Regions from separate parts of the Mus musculus genome. Here region 1 is linked to region 2. A link is a loop called in an ENCODE intact Hi-C map of the cell type or tissue named here. Cell type or tissue: left cerebral cortex. All regions are shown on one strand. Each heading gives the region's core, and the rest is flanking DNA. Links, peaks and the distances in the headings are about the cores only.

Region 1 (8,329 bases), core at 276-8,275, 310 kb before region 2:
CTCCTGCCTCAACTTTCTGAGTGCTGAGATTACAAGTGTGTACCACCATACCTGGCCCACCACTGTGGTTTCTTAGTCTAGCCTGGGGACAACCTAAGAAGAGAATCATCTTAGGCCTCTGGCACCTAGATACCTGGACACCTTGGGAATAGAACTGTCAGCTCAGAGCTGACAAAGACACTTCTCCCATGTAGGGTCCCGAGTCAGAAGACTGGAATTTCAAGCTGTCAGCAGTATGATGATGTATGTGATGGTGTGTGCATATGCGTGCATTTGTGCGTGTGCGTGTGTGCGTGTGCGTGTACATGTGTGCATGCGTGTATGTGCATGAACATGTGTATGTATGCCTAGAACTTGGGAAGAGGTAGAAAATAAACCAAGTGAAAGAATGTTCCAGGGTCAAGTTAGGAGATGCCTAGATAGCCACAGGACCACCTCAAGTCACATGTTAATATGGCAGGATGGGCCATATTACCCTGCTTGGCACCACAGGTCACTACCTTCAGGATACCAATAGATGATCCCCCTTTTAGCGCGTTGGCTTCAGGTTCCGAGCTGTGGCAGCTCTTCCTGACATTGTTATTTTCTGTAAGCTTCCACTTTTGGCAAGTCATGCCAGTAATAATAGCATTGCCTTTGGACATAAATTTAAGTTAAAAGAAACTGCTACAATTTAAAAAAGAAAAGAAAATACCAGCAGCAGTGAAATACAGATAAAAGGTCACAATCAGAGTGTTGGTACCCACGTGGCCTGCATTTGGAGACTTGAAAGGACTCTATTGCTCTGATGCCCAGTGTTGGGACTGGCCTTCCCTGGTATGGGCAGTAGCTATATGTCACTTCTAGGACCAATCCTGTTGTTCCTCTTCCTTTGGCTCAACACCCCTCCCCCCACTCCCCTGCCACACACCTGGCCCCAGACGAGCTCTCCCAGGCCTATGAAGATGCACCACATCCACTGGTCCAGCTGGAGTGGGGAGCAGCTGAAGGGCTTCCCGCCAAACTGCACGATCACTATCTGCGGGTCAGAGATCGGAGGGACAGACACGGAGATGGCACGGAGGGCCGGGGAGCCACCGCCTTGCCCAGCCCAGGTTAAGTGGGGGCTGGGTACCTGGATGGCGAAAGTGCCAAGAACGATGGTGCAGAAGATGGGGTTCCGGAAGATCCCGTCAAAGACGTTGCGCTCGCCGTGGATCTTGCGGGCGTTGATCTCGTTGAAAAGCTGCATCATGACGAAGGTGTTGAAGATGATGGTGTAGTGCTCTGAGGGTGGTGAGTGCAGCGGGGCGTTCCTTCCGCTGTCGATCTGGAACATCTTCTCACCTGCCAAGCCAGAGGGTGGGGCCGGCTCAGGTGTGGAACGGGGCACAGTGTGGCCTGTGGTTCCTGCTTAGTGAGACAATTCTTTCTCTAGAGCAGTGGTTCATATCCTGGTGGGGGCTCACCAGGACGAGAGGAACTGAACTAGGGGTCACTTTAGGAAGACTGAGAATCACTGATCTAGAGGATAAATGGCTTGGGACCTGTCGCCTTTTCTGTGGACATCTGAGAAAGGTGGCATGCCAGCGGCCTTACAGAGTAACATTCCTTATGAAGGGTGACTGAAATGAGAGGACACAGATCCTTCAGTGAAGCCACTACAGCTTAAGCCAATGTGGCCTGGAGACCTATGTATTTGAGGCCTGGTGCCCAGGCTGTGGCGCTATGGAGAGGTAGTGGAACCAGAGTCGCATGAAGCACAAGCTGCTCTTGAAGTCACTGTAGCCAGGGATGACCTTAAACTTCTGATCCCCCCCCCCCACCTTTGCTTCCCGAGTGCTGGGATTACAGGCAGGCACCACCCCACCCGGTTTATCGGGACTTGAGGCATACTGAGCAAAGGCTCTACCACACCCTAGCCCTAAGGGAGGTGGTGGAATCGCTTCAGGGTGAAATCTGACGGGACACTTTAGGCCATTAGGGGGTATTCTCTTGAAGGGAACTGTGGGGCCTGGTCCATACTTTTCTCTGCTTCCTGGCCATGAAGCGAGCAATGTTTCTTCCCTTTGCCTTGTCCCTGACTCCATACAGCAGAGTCATCTGAATATGACCTCTCAGAGTGAGAGTCCAAACGAACCCCTCTTCTGAGCTAATCATCTCAGGAACCTTATTTTAATGAAGGAGCACTGAATAAGACACAGGCAAAGGCGCTTGGATCTGAGTGGCTGGAGAGCTAGCCCTCAGTGGAGGGGCCGAGAAAGGAGCTGACATTCCAAGTGGTTGTGTGTCCTTCCCCAAGGACGTCTACATTCTCCATGAAGACATCTTCCTGGAGCAAGAAGGGGTTCCTAGAAGCGGTCAGGGAAGGGACAGGTTGCTTGGCCCAGGACCTTGGCTCTCAGTGGCTAACCTGACAGAAAGTTTTCATCAGTCCCGGATGCTAACACTACTGCTGGCTTTGAGGTGAGCCAGCCGGGGACAGGGCATGACAACTTCTGGCTCCCTGTGTGCTGCCACCTGCATTTCCCTCCTATGCCACAGTTTCCCCATGGGGGAAACAGAATGACATGTGTAAAGCCAGCCGTTGTTGGCCATGGTATGTCCTGAAGTTGGTGCCCTAAGCTCAGAGGCGTGAGGACGAGGGCGCTCACCCACGAAGAGCAGGGTGAAGATGAGGGTGAGCTGGTAGACGGCGTGGCCCAGGATGTTCTTCATCATGGTCCTCGAGATGAGCGGCTTGTTGCGACCGTACGGTTTCCTCAGAAGCAGAGTCTCCGTAGGTGGCTCTGTGGCCAGGGCCAGGGAGGCAAACGTGTCCATGATGAGGTTCACCCAGAGCATCTGCACAGCCTTGAGAGGGGAGTCCTACGACAGTGGCAGGGAGAAGAAGACTGTCACAGGGTGAGCCACCACAGCCACAGAGTACAGGATGGACCCGCTGCAGGGTCTCAGCAGGTTCCTACTACGGGATGCAGGCTGCCCAGGCTTTGGGGCTCTGAGCATATGTAGGACAGTTTCTTAGAGCTTCTATGGAGAACAGTATGAGCTGCCCACCTCAGTCCTGGGCCCACAGGCTCAGTGGCCACAGCTCCCTGACTTCTGTAGACTTCAGCCACATCATCTCCTATTCCCCTCCTGTCTAAAGTCAACATCCATTTTTTTAACTCCCTGAAGTCTCTGCCCCTCAGTCTCAGGGGTTCAGTGTCCTGGAGAAACTGTCCTTGACCTCCCTCCCAATTTCACCTTATTTCTTCTCATTATCTTACATTGTAAAGGATTTTATAACTACAGCTCCAAGTGAAATGCCCTGTCATGATAAAAAGTGTCAAGCATGCAAAACAGGATGCTAAGACACAGGTTGTCACCACAAGCATGCCAGTGTAGACACTATCAGGTTCGTTCTGAGAGGTCCAGGCTGGACAGAGCATGCTCTGTGTACACTGACTGAAGAAGTTGACCCACCCATCCTTCACCGCTCACAACTACAGTCCTTGTCCACAGAGTCCGCCTCACCCATAACCCTCTGCTTCTTGCATTGGTTCTATTCTTGATCTTCCCTTGGCCCATGGAGTACTCCTCCAGGAAGCCTACCCTCTGTTTCCCATCTGTCTGTCTTCTTCGTGCTTCCCTGGTTGTTCTGCCGTCTCACCCTACCTAGTAGGGCTGCTCTGGGCTTCCTGCTACTTTTCCGCCTTATCTGATTACAAGATTCTCAGAGTCAGGTGTACAATTTTCTCACCAAAGCCTGTATGGTCCTGCTCACTCAGGGATGTTGGGCCAACTGATCCTTGTCTCCAAACCTGTTTTCTTAACTGGCATCTGTCCAGTCTCCAGGAAGCTGTCACACGATGTCTATAAACCACCACTAGAGGGAGCTCCACATCCACAGACCAGGAAAGATGCCCTCCCCTGAACAGACAGGGAACCCTCAGTCCAACTCTCGGGCCTGAGGTGGCACACAGGGTCAATGCTACAGCCACCATGTGCATCATCGTGATGGCGGTCACCGCAGAAGGAAACAGTGTCCTATGGGCCATGTGGCTCTTGGGGACGCTGCACAATGGACTCTGGGTTCCCCTATGGGTAGGAGGATTGTGTAACCAGGTAGTGACTGGAAGGACCCAGGCCTCTGAGATCCTCTTAGGGCTGAAGTTGCTCTCCTTCTCCAGACCAGAGAGCCAGCTCCTGGGAGATGCAGTCTGGTTAGAGTTTCAGGAGACATCAGGAGCCAGAGTGAGTGTCTGAGCGTTCTGTCCTCTGAGCCTGTCTCTACCTCTGTGAAGTGGTACTTACTCACGGGGCTCCAAGTGTCTCGGCAAGCAGTCTGCCGAGGGCCAGCAGCAGTGATCTGGACAGACAGAGCATCACTGCCTCCTCCACTCACCCCATCTCTCCGAATCCACTCTGCTCTGGAGGGAAGATCCCACACAACAGGACTGACTCTGTCCTTGTCTGGGCAACTGGTCCCCTTGGTCCTCCCTTGGGGCCTCTGCCAGGCTTCTGCCAATGTCTGGAGCAGGGGTCAGACCTCACAGGCCATGAGGCCCGATGTCTCTCATTTCTGGGGCCACCTGAGTCATACTACCTCCCCAAGCCTCATTTCTCAACTGCATAGGGCTACTGGCTGCACGGAGGTCCAAGATGGCATCCTGGTCTTGGGAGGAACACCGCAATGTGTATCCATCCCCAGGGTTGTGCTGCTAACAATCTAGGGTGTTCTGGAGGCTAAAGGCTGCCCTTTCCCAGCCTTTGGTGTGATTCTCCCAGGACCCACCTGTGTAATGCAGGCGCCCGTGAAGGCCACGATCACCGCCACCACGTTGACAGTCAGCTGGAACTGCAGGAATTTGGATATGCTGTCATAGACGTTACGGCCCCACATCACTGCCTTGACGATGCTGCTGAAGTTGTCATCTGTCAGGATGATGTCTGAGGCCTCCTTGGCCACATCTGTGCCTGCGATGCCCTGTGGAGACAGGGACAGGAGCCTGGTAGGGCAGCTGGAGAGGTGAATGGCTCTATCTGGCCAGTCTTATCTTCACACAGTCTTAGTCCTGTCACCTCACTCCTGACTCAAAGGAACTGGCACAGTCTGACCATACACACATTCACATGTATATGCATACACTCATACAAACTTTGTATATGTATATGTATATGTATATGTATATGTATATGTATATGTATATGTATATGTATATGTATATGTATATACATAGGTATGCACATACTTACACAACCACCCCTCTGAGGCCAACATTCTTTTCTGGGAAGCCTGGCCTTGCCCCATTCCTCCTTGACCTTTAAGCACCGAGCAGGACAGAGCTGACCCCAGCAGGACACTGCCTGCCCCCTCCAGGAAGACCTCTTGAGGCTAGTCTGGGACTCAAAAGCTTGGGTTGCATACAAGTTGTATGGAGAGGGATGAGTGTTAAGTGTCTGTAGGGAGTCCTGCAAGCCAGTTTGAAGTGGTGTAGTCCAAGCTGACTATCCTCGCCTTTGAGACCCAGTCTGACACCACATGAAGCCCTCTTAAGATCCTCTTACCATTGCGAAGCCCACATCTGCCTTCTTGAGAGCAGGCCCGTCGTTGGTCCCATCCCCTGTCACAGCCACCACCTGCCGCTGCTCAGTGTGTGTACTGTCGATGATGCCTAGTGGGTAAGGGGGTATGATCAGGGCCCATGGCCAGCCCTGAGCCTCAGCATGGCTTCCTGTCCTGTCTGTCCAGCCAGCCCCTTCCATCGCTGCTCTTTCCAGCCTGTTCAGAGCCACCAAGCTCCTCGTTAGCCCAGGTTGGCTCGGGACTTCCCATTCTCCAGCACTGTCTGCTCTTAAAGTCCTTTGTCACCTAGAAGCACAGCCCTCTTTGTCACACTACCTAGAAGCACAGCCCTCTAGCTATTCTGTCCAGATCCATGAGTTCTCTGCATCTTCAGGGACTCCCACATCTGCTTTCCAGTACACTCCGCCTGGGAACTCCAGTCATATGCGGGGAGGCCATGAGCATGTCATTTGCCATCCTGACCCACTGGGCTTGACCTCTGTACATCTTCAACGATAACTGGTAAGAACCAGACTGAGCACAACTACGCCTGCCCCTCATGTCAAAACCATGGCTTCTGGCCTCCTTGTCTGCGTGTGGGCATTGCCCTGTCTGTGCCAGGCAGACAAACAGCAGCAGCCTGTGAAGGCAGGGAACAAGTTCCCAGGTAAGGGGTACCATTCCCTCTAACTACCCCTTACAAAGGCCAGCTTCCATGCCTGGTCCCTCAGGGTTATCCTGGCTATTCCCACTGGCTGCCAGCCCACCCAAATCCCACTGTCTCTGGCTCAGCCTGTTTGAACTCCTAACTCTGGAGTTGGCAGGTCAGTCTCTGACCTTCCTGGTTCTTTGGTCAGCACTGGACACTCACTGGGCCCTATGATGGATGGTTCCCCAGCGGCCTCCTTGTGGTCACATCTCCATCCTGTCTCTCCTGGCCTCACAGCAGCTGGTCCCACAGTGGACCATGTTCTTCTCTGTGGGCTTCCTTCCTGGGTACCCCCCCCCCCAGTACCTCCCACCTCTGAGTACCTCCTACCCCTGGGTACCTCCCACCCCTGAGTACCTTCTACCCCTGGGTACCTCCCACCCCTGGGTACCTCCTCCTGTGCCTCTCTCTGGTCTCTAATGGTCTTATTTCTCCCATCATTCAGGTGGGTGCACTGGGTTCTGGGGTTTCCCTGTTCCCCACATGCCCATCACCCCAGAGGCTCTAGCTGAGGCCCACATTTTCTTGATGATGGCTGTCTATTGCAGATGGTATTATTAGGACTTCAGAGACCCTGGAAGACTTACATTAACTGATTGGCATCTTATCAGGTCTGTCATGCCTGATACCCAGGTAATGAGGGTGGGCCCGTAGCACGGTCTGTACAGGAGCACGCTATGGGATTCTCTGTTGTTTAAGACATGTGACTCTAAGGTGCCTAGAGGTGATCCCAGGCAGAAGTCAAAACCCCACCTTTTACATTTACAGATGGGGAAACTGAGACCCAGAGTGGACAGGCTTATCAAGGCCTCAGAGAGGGTAGTAGGAGTACTGAGACCCAGGGCTGTGATGCAGGAATGTAATTGGGGTTCCTGAGGCTTTGTGAGTGGTGACCCTCTAACGGGTGGGGGAAGGTGTTCTAGCCTTCTGCTGTTCCGGGACCTCTCATCCTCTGGGTCTGCTCATAAGGGTTGGCTGGAAGCTTCCTACGGGTCTCAGCTTCCTAAGTTCTGGGCCCGATGGAGGAGGAAGATGGGCTACCTTTCAGATGACAAAGAATGGCAAATACCGCCAAGCCATGAGAGAGCAGACTTTGTGGAAGGTTCCTGAAGGTCTGCACAACAAAGGTTTTATGCACAGGGACTAGGCTACCTCTAGCCCAGCCAGGCCCAGGCCCACTGCTACCTAGAGGAGGTTGGATGATCAGAAGAGAGTCTCGCAATCTCCTCATGTCTCCCCCCCACACCCCCAAGCCTCTGCAGTCCTCTCAAGGCTGAAAATGAACAAGCCAGAAGGCCCCCAGGGAAGGAGAGTCTGTGTGCCCTCTTCCCATCTACACTGTGGAGCCTGTGTCACCCATAGCCAAGGACCAGCTAGAGCACACATGGAGGAAGCTGCGATGCCATGCAAATCGGGCTTGGTTTTTAGGCTGGGTTAGTTCTGGGCTCACAATCACCATAGTTACTCCAGGCTTACCTTTGACCAGCGTGTGCTTATCCGTGGGCGAGGAGCGAGCCAGCACCCTCAGCTTTGGCCAGATCTTGTCAATCCGCTCCTGCTCAATCTGGAGAGGGGTGTGGTATGTCGGTGGGGGGGGGGTCACAGAGAGAAATCGAGCCCCATGCAGAGTCGCTGGGCTCTTCAGCTGGCTTCTGTTCAAGCATGCAGGGCCCATGCCTCCCGGCCCCCTCTGGAGCTTGGCCCACTTCAGAGCCTTTGCGGAGGGCACATGCGCATGCGTACCTCCCCCTTCTCGTTGCGAATCCTCCGATTGAATTCTTTGCCTTCCAGGCACAGGAAGTCCTCTCCAGGGTGGATAATGCCACACTTGATGGCGATGGCCCGGGCTGTGTTGATATTGTCACCGGTGACCATGCGGACTGTGATACCTGCCCGCTGGCACTTGCGGATGGCTTCTGGGACCTGTAAGAGAAGGTAAAAGCCATGAGGGAGGGCATCACTTAGGTAGGTCTTCCTTGTCTTAAAAAAACCCAGGGCTGACTCTTCTCCCAGAAACCTCCCTAGGTAACTAACCAGGAGAGGCTGATGGTGCCTGTGGCTTTCCTTTTATGCTTTCGACAGGCATTACCAAT
Region 2 (8,329 bases), core at 321-8,320:
AGCTCACAAGCATCTTTAACTCTAGTTCCAGGGGATCTGGTTTCCTTTTAAGGCTTCTGTGGGCACCAGACACAAAAATGGTGCAAAGATAGTCATATGAGCAAAATATCCATGCACATAAAAATAAAATAAAATTTAACCCCACCCCCAAGAACTCTCAGGGATGGAGCCATGGCTTGGGGATAAAATACTTGTCACACATGCATGGACATCAGGGTACTCATGTGAAAGCGTGGCTCCACACAACAGCCACAGAAGAGATAGGGACAGGCAGTGTCCCCAGGCTTGTTGGCCAGCCACGGTAACAGATTGGTTGAGCTCTAGCTCAACCAGTGAGAAACTCTATGACAAATCTGATAGAAGAAGACACCCAGTGAAGACTCCTGGCTCCTGCAGATGCACACACAGGTGAGCACACCTGCACACACATGCATGCATCCTCCTGCAAGCTTGCATAAAAGCCAAGTGCTTGGTTCTAACTTAGCAAGTTTAATAGAGAATAATGGTTGCGGTGTGGGCATTTAGCTTTTGGAGGCTGGACACAACCCAGCAACCCGAGCAGAAGCCCTGTTTCAAGCAGATTTCTCCAGGTTCCTATGCACAAGATCAGATTCTGTTCATTCTATTTTAGAAAAATTTTGCAAGTTGCTTTATTGATTGCACCAGCTTGCTAGAGCTCAGCGAAGTGAAGCAGATGATAAGCTAAGCAGAAATCCCTCTGCAAAAAGGGGAAGCCTGGGTGCTCCTTCTTGAGGAGAACTCACATTTTAGTTTTATTCTAAGAAGAGAAAAGAAACCACGTTTGATCCTGCATGAAGAAACTCAGCCACTGGGTCAGCAGGTAGAAGCCCCTGCCTTGCAAGCCTGATAGCCTAAATTAGATCCCACAGCGGAGTAGAGAACAGATACCGGAAAGCTGTTCACTGACAGTGGAGACCTCGGCATCTTGAGACATGTGCCTGCACACATCAAATACCCCTAAACACACACACACACACACACACACACCACATAAAACACAAAATTTTAAAAGATACTCAGCTATAGGTTCTGAGTCCCCCTGCAATATACCCACCTTTCCATCCATTCATCTGTCAATCTGTCTATCCACCTGTCCATTCACTTATCTATCAATCTATCTATCTATCTACCTATCTATCCATCCATCATCATCAATCCATCATCCATCCATCTATCCATCCATCCATCTATCATCCATCCATCCATCTATCATCCATCCATCATCCATCTATCCATCCATCCATCATCCATCCATCCATCCATCCATCCATCCATCCATGCATTCATCAATCATTAAGTGCTGCTCTGAGACAGACTCTGTGTTGGGAGTATAGGAATCAGTAACAAGGAGAGATTTGACCTGTAGACCCTTCTTTCTAATGAACTTTAGTGACTCGGAGGCATGATGGTAAATGACAAGACAAGGTTGGTACAGCTGGTGACACTAAATTGTGGGTTGGTAGAAACATCAAAGGGATACCTCACTGGGGCAGAGGATCAATCCCTGGGGTGTAAATTTGAGTGGTATACCCACTTCCCACCCCGTGCTTCCTGGCCATGATTCTCTGCTTCACCAACGGCCCAGAAAAATGGAATTGAAAACCATACTCTGAAACCACAGCCAAAAGAAATCTTTCCTTCTTCAAGCTATTTCTCACTGGGGTTTGTCACAGTGGTGGGAAATCTCATTGACACAGGAGATTTGTATATATTTGAAATAAAAAATGATAGTGTGGGAGACACTATCCTTGGTAGTGTGGAGACAAACTAAGAATTTAAAACCATGAGAATCCAATTTCCCTACTGATACACTCAGTAACAAATAATAGAGACTTCTGATCCGGGTGACAGTAACCAGATTACATACAGTTTACATGCATAGAGGTTACATACCTTCACCACCACCAATGCTACCACCTCCATCCCAACACCACCAGCCCCACTGTCAGCCCTGCCACCAACAGCACCACCAATATTACAACCAGCACCAGAAACATCATCAGCAGCAACAATAACAGCACATCATCGCGTCATCGCCAATAGCAGCACCATCACTAAAGCCCCAAACACCACTGCCAGTCCCACCACACTGACCAAAGAGAAGAGAAAACTACACGAAGTGATGGTCCTCTGCTCCGGGGCAGCAGGAGCATGGCAGAGTGATCCGAGGAATGAGGGAGCTCTTGGTGCTGCGCTTCCTCTCTGGTGGACGTCTCTTTCCACAGAGGACACAGAGGACCAAGCAGTTGCTCCTCAGACCCTGAGCGAGCCAGCTGCTGTTTAGCACAGCATGAGTGAGGCGACTTCCCAAGGGTTGGAAGGGAATAGATGGGGTAGCTGCTCCCCAGTCTCAGAGCTTGTGGATAGCCATAGCAGTCAGAGGGGAAGGATGCACACACACGCATGCATGCACACGCGCGCGCGCACACACACACACACACACACACACACACACACACATTGAATATTTGAATAGCTTGCTTAGTGGACATTGCTTCTTCAGGTGTCAAATCAGGCCTGTATTTACCAGTAAGTAAATTATAAGATCCAGGCTAGCCTTGAACTCAGAATCCTCTTGTCCGCCTAAGTGTTAGATATACAAGTGTTCACTACCATCTCTGGCCTATTTTTTTGGTGACGTTCCTTCTGAAAAACAAACAAGCAAACAAACAAACAACAAAAAACAAGCAATCTGAAGCAGAAACAGTAGTCAAGCTACAGTTCAAGATCATTTGATACCATATGTGACCTGTAGTCTTAAAAAGATCAGCTCTCTGCAAAACAAAGGTGTTCCAGGTTGAGGGACTCTTGAGTGAAGAAATAAAGCAACAAATGAATGAATGAACAAATGAATGAATGCAATAAAGGATGAAGGCTTGAACAAACTGGCTGGCCCCAAAAAAGTAAATTTGGGGCTGGAGATTTGCCTCTGTCCTGGGAACATGTGGACTGCACCAAACTGCACCACCCTGTGAGATATGAGAGTGAAGTGCACTTCGTGGACCAGGATAGGATGCCTGGCCCTGAGGGCATCACGGGGAAGCTGCTGAAACAGGCAGACTCTGAGGAGTGGATAATCACATCCCATCAGGGGAGCTTACACTGTCCACTGAGCTTCCCGTGTTTGTAAGAAACACATACTAAGGCTGGCATGATGGCTCCGTGGTTAAGAGCACTTGCTGTTTCTGCAGAGGACTTGAGTTCAGTCCTCAGCACCGGTGTCTGGTATCTCACAGCTGCCTGTAACTCTAGCTCCAAAGAATCTGATGCTGTCTTTGGCTTCTGCCGGAATCCACACTTGTGGTGTGCACACACAGAAACACAAACATAAATAGAAAGTAAATCTTAAAACAACAACAACAACAACAACAACAACAACACCCAAACCACTCATGAGATAAGAAGGGTAATGAGACAGGGGCGTCCCTCTGTAAGTTTGGGATGCTTCAGAAGGAAAGAGGATGGCCCCCAAATGGAGAGAGAAGATGGGTCTTGTTTGGGTAAGCTTTCCCAGTGATTATCTACTGAAGAAGGAGGAGTGGAGAGGACAGTGAAGCCTCCCTTTTCCTTTTCAGGCAGCTGCTGCCCAGACCGAGGGCTACTTTCACTGATCCATCTACCAAGGGTGATGGCCTTGTCTGTAGGGCTTTATGGTGGTGGTGGCGCCACCTTGTGTCCAAATGGAAAGAGCCGTTTGGATGCTGCCAAGAGGCTTCTAGGGTCTAGGGAACCTCGACTCCAAGCCCAGCTTCTTTCTTCTTGGAGCAACCAATGGATAGATTTACTCATGTAGGTATTCCTTTCTTTTTTACAGTCACTTATTTTTTTTCATTAAAGCACCTGCTGTATACCTCGAGACCAAACCTGAAAGTATAAGAGTGGACCATTCCCGGCTTCAGCATCTGGGGCTTTTACTCCGAGAGAGGGACAGGCACAATCAGGATTTGTGCTCCCAAAAGTTAGTGCAAGGAGCCTTCATAAAAAAAAATCTAGGAAGATGTCTGGGAACAGGATGACTGTAACTCATCTCCATTCTGCCCTAACCAGTATTCTCCAAAGCTCTGCCACTCTTGGGAGGGTTGTGGCTGGTGTCTTGCTGTTCCCTCCTGCTTCTCTCCTTCCTGAGGGTCACATCAAAGGGCCCTGTGGGTGACCACACGGGCATCAGCACTCAGGATGTCCCTCAGGTAGTTCTGAGACATTATTCCCTACGCACAAGTATCGATGACGATGGTGACAACCGTAACAGCAGCAACTTTCAGTGATGGCTCAGCTTCTTCCAGATGCTATGCTAAGAACTACCTATTCCAGGGGCTGGCAGGATGGCTCAGTTGGTGAAGTGCTTGCTGGGCAAGCATGGGACCCTGAGTTTGAATCTCTGGCTTCATGTAAAAAGTCATCTGTGGTGGCACATATATGTAATTTCAGATCTGGGAAAGGGGTGAGAGGAGGATTCCTAGGGCTCGCTGGCCAGCAATCCCAGCCCATCAGTAAACTCCTAGTTCAATGGCCGAGCTTGTCTCAAAATAAAAAATGGGAAGGGACTGAGGGTGACGCTGGACCTCGATGTTCCATATGCACAGGCACAAAAACCCCACCTAATCTTTACGCCTGTCTTCAGACATGGGACACTCTCCCACCCATTGTACAGGGAAGAAAAAAATCAAGGCTTGTTGAAGTGAGGCTGGAAAGAATGTATCCAGTCACTCCATCTACGGCTGCTTGTGAGCCATTCCAAATTCCCAGCTTCCCACTGCTCACCTAAGCTTCTACCAGAGCTCAGCCAGCTTGTTCCAGAGGCTAGACCCCACAAATGTTTCCTACTATGGACAAAGTCTCAGTTTACTTTGGTTGTAACAGAACAGCCTAGACAGGGTAATTTATAAACAGTGAAGGTTTATCTGGCTCAGGGTTTTGGAGGCTGAAGCCCAGGAGCCTGGCGAGAAAGGCAAGTGAGGGTGTAAAGCATTGAGGCAGGAAGTCACCACTGCAGTTACAGTGACAATTTAGTCACAGAGCAGAACCCTCCGTCAGGGCCGTCACTTCTTAGCGATGCTACCCCACCTCTTGATCCTGTTCCTGTGGCAACTGAGTTTTAAAATGGGGTTGGCAGGGACATTCATAAAAGAGCGGCCACTCCACTCCCTTCAGGGGAGGTGGCTGTGTTTGGGAGCCAGAACTTCCCTAAGCTATGAAGCAGGTAAATGCAGACCTGGTTGTCCTAAGGATGAGGATCGTCCCGTGACTCTCGTACCCCAAGGGTTCATGCTCAACTGCCGTGTCATATGTCACCTCCTTTCCCAATACCTGGCCCAATAATGTCTGCAGCTGCACTTCCACAGCCCAGATGTAGTTTGGTTTTGATGAATGTCTAGGATCTTCCTGTCATACGTACAAGCCTGAGCGGCCCCTGAGCTGCCCCTGGAGGTGGTGGTGAACATGGGGACCTCATCTGACCTGGAGAAGTAGAGCGGCTCTGTGACCCCACTTCCTCCACACCAAGAGTGTACTGGCCCCTCCCACTTCCCCCACACCCAATGTGCACCTCCAGCCCTGTGTGTCATCCCTTCCATTTCCTCTGAGTTAGCTCCTCTCTATCTGACCACCTTCACTGCCTTCAACAGCCCAAGGCTCCTTCATCCTTTTATCCTGCAAACCCACACCCTTCCTAAGAGCAGGGACTCTGTTGCCCATGTTCCCAGAGTCCAGAACAGAATCTGGGCTGGAGAGATGGATCAGTGGTTAAGAGCATGTGTTGTTCTTGCACAGAACTTGAATTTATCAGCATCCACTTTAGATAGCTTGCAACCAGAGAATCTTACATTGTCTTTTGGCCTTAGAGGGCAGTTCCACACACATGTGCAAGCACACACACATACATGTAGATATAAATTAGATTTAATTCTAAAACATAATAGAGCAGAGTACCTGAGATTGGATCATTTATTAAAACAAAACAAAACAAACAATCCCATCCCTTTACCTGGTAGTTTTGGAAGATGGGGTCCCAGGTAATGGGGCTGCAAAGGACAGGAGCCTTCTGCAAGGTCCATAGGTGACAGAGCACTGCTTGGTGAGGAAGCAAGAGTGCCTGACAGGGCTCACTCTCTTAAGAAAGCCATTCCTGAATGGCCCACAAGCCTGTTAGTACTCCACGAGGGCAGAGCCCCCAGGACCCATTAATCTTCCAGAGGCTTCCCCTCCAAACAGCATGACTGTGTGACCTTCCAAGACATGACAAACACTCAAGTCATATAACAGGAGCTTGGCAAATGTTTGCTGAGTGAGTTAGTTCACCCTCTGGCCCTGACCTCACCTCATCCTGCCCCTTTTCCATCTCCTTCTCCTCACCTACCTGAGTGCTGTCACACTGGCTGTGACTGCTGTCCTGAGATCTGCAACAGTGGTCACCTAGAGCTCCCCAGCTCCTAAAGGGAGCCCCTTGGTGACAGAAGCCCTGTTGGAGTGGCACCCCAGTCCTTGCTCTCTACTGCTGTCTTCTACAGAGTATGGCTATCATGGACATCAGACTTGGCCATGGAGTAGGTGCAAACACATGCATGTCTGGGTTGCACGTCCAGTTTCTCTGGGGAAGGGACCTGAAAATGGGCATTTCTAGAATGTTCCTAGGGCAGACTGTCACTGCTGGCCTAACAGCTGCACGAATCACTGACCTAGAAAAATACACAGCACAGGCAGGAAGAGAACTTAGTGTATCATCTCTTGAGTTTGCTGACCTCCTGCCTGCTCTCTGCAGGCTTTGGGGATGGGAGGACAGTCACCTCAGAAAGGACTCGGGTGAGAACAGCATGTGCTGAGGCCAGAGCTGTGCAGTGGGCTCTGTCAAGTGAGGAGACCCTAAGTCGTCATCCGTGTTCCCTTTGCAAATCCTGAGAAAGTTAATTATCTGACCTTGAAGCATCGGGTCGCTGACCTTCCATGGACTGGCCCCCACTTGTCCGTCTTACAAAGCACATGATAAATAGAGGCCCAGAGCGATTTCTCTGGGAGGTTTTGTGTCCGTATTTTAATAACCGTTGAGCAGCGCCATGGGAGCCAATTACAAAACTAGGACAGTTCCCCCTCCCACCCTGAGCCACTCAGTGCCTATCTCTGAGAAGTTGTGGGTGGCTAACACTGACAGGTCCGGAAGGGCTCTGACACAGTTTCCCCAAGCAGGTGCAGTGGGAACAATTTGAAACTTTGTTCCAATAAGGCAGAAGTCATGGTGTCCCTGAATCCTGCCCTCCTCTTTAACCAGCTTCCCTGGCTAAAACTGAGTTTCTCTTGGAGTCAAAACATGGCAAGGGGGTGGGATTGGAGGCACCAGCACTGGTAATTTCCACTTCTGTCACCATGCCACCATCCCTGCTCTCTCTGGAGACCCAGGGTGGGATCTATGCTGTCCTGCTGTGCAGGGCCTGAGGTTAAAGTTTGGGAAAGCGCTCTGTCTATGAACTTCTTGGGAATGGTCTCGGCTTCTGGATTTCTTTCCCCACAATGTGAAGGTCCCCATTCTAGATGTGTAACTCCACCCCTCCTCAGAGGCCTGGATCCTGCTGAAATCAAGATGCGGCATCTCTGGTGACCAGATATAGAGTCACCACTAATCCCAACACTAGGTCACTCATGGAATTTTGAGACTGTGGGTCCAGTGACTGCCAGTATTCTGACATGCTGGCTGTACATTATTTCAAATGGCTCTCTCAGAAAGGCTGGTCCAGCCTTGGACTTTGCCAACCATTGTGTCTTTAGAGCTAGGTTCATAGAGCATGCTCAATATACAGTGAATGAATGAATGTTCCTTGTTATGGCAGAAGCATGTTACCTAGCTGGGAACTTTGGCTCCTATCCTGCTGACCACTGTAGGGAAGTGGCTACTGGCCACTTTTCTATGTCAGAATGACTCACCTGGAAGGAAATTACCCTGTTCAAGGCCATACAATGATGGGATCTGGGCTGGGGGCGGGGGGGGGGTCTGTGTTCAGGCCTGTGGGGATGGTTATCCGCTGACAGCTCAGACTCAGATCACTGCAGAGAGCAGGAACCTTGGAAGACATGATCTATGGTGACAGAGTACGCTAGGCAGGCTCGACTTGGAGGTCAGGCAGCATGGGGTGTCTATTGAGAGAGACCTACATCAGTGTCCTTAGAGGGAGAGGGGAGTCCGGGAAATGGTCCTAGGCTGACCTTGGGGAAGGACTAGAAGAAAATGCTTAGTTTCCAGGGCTGGGGAGGGGCCCTGACAGACTGGGCAGAGCCAGCCAGGAAGGGCAATCTTCAATGACCCCCACCAGAATTTATGAGG

What was found. Peaks named below come from ENCODE experiments on the same cell type or tissue, not always from the same donor. Only the 100,000 strongest peaks of a DNase experiment are listed, where the experiment ranks them.
Region 1: it touches region 2 in a loop (7-fold over the local background); 41 of 42 quality-filtered maps call a loop at or near these places.

The regions. Positions count from the first base shown.
Region 1 is chr6:113,758,009-113,766,337 of GRCm38, forward strand. It overlaps Atp2b2 (ATPase, Ca++ transporting, plasma membrane 2), which reads right to left. Exons shown (of 20, transcript NM_001036684.3): 12 at 7,980-8,159; 13 at 7,713-7,800; 14 at 5,530-5,636; 15 at 4,757-4,948; 16 at 2,634-2,847; 17 at 1,115-1,326; 18 at 911-1,018. Among named protein-coding and RNA genes, the nearest start is that of Sec13, 21 kb to the left of the region's middle. In left cerebral cortex, for the core only: a CTCF peak has its summit at 3,833 (motif pointing right); DNase peaks (open chromatin) are centred at 3,871 and 4,085; H3K27ac peaks cover 285 bases.
Region 2 is chr6:114,068,094-114,076,422 of GRCm38, forward strand. No RefSeq gene overlaps it. Among named protein-coding and RNA genes, the nearest start is that of Gm36023, 22 kb to the right of the region's middle. In left cerebral cortex, for the core only: a CTCF peak has its summit at 3,698 (motif pointing left); DNase peaks (open chromatin) are centred at 684, 3,680 and 7,118; H3K27ac peaks cover 96 bases.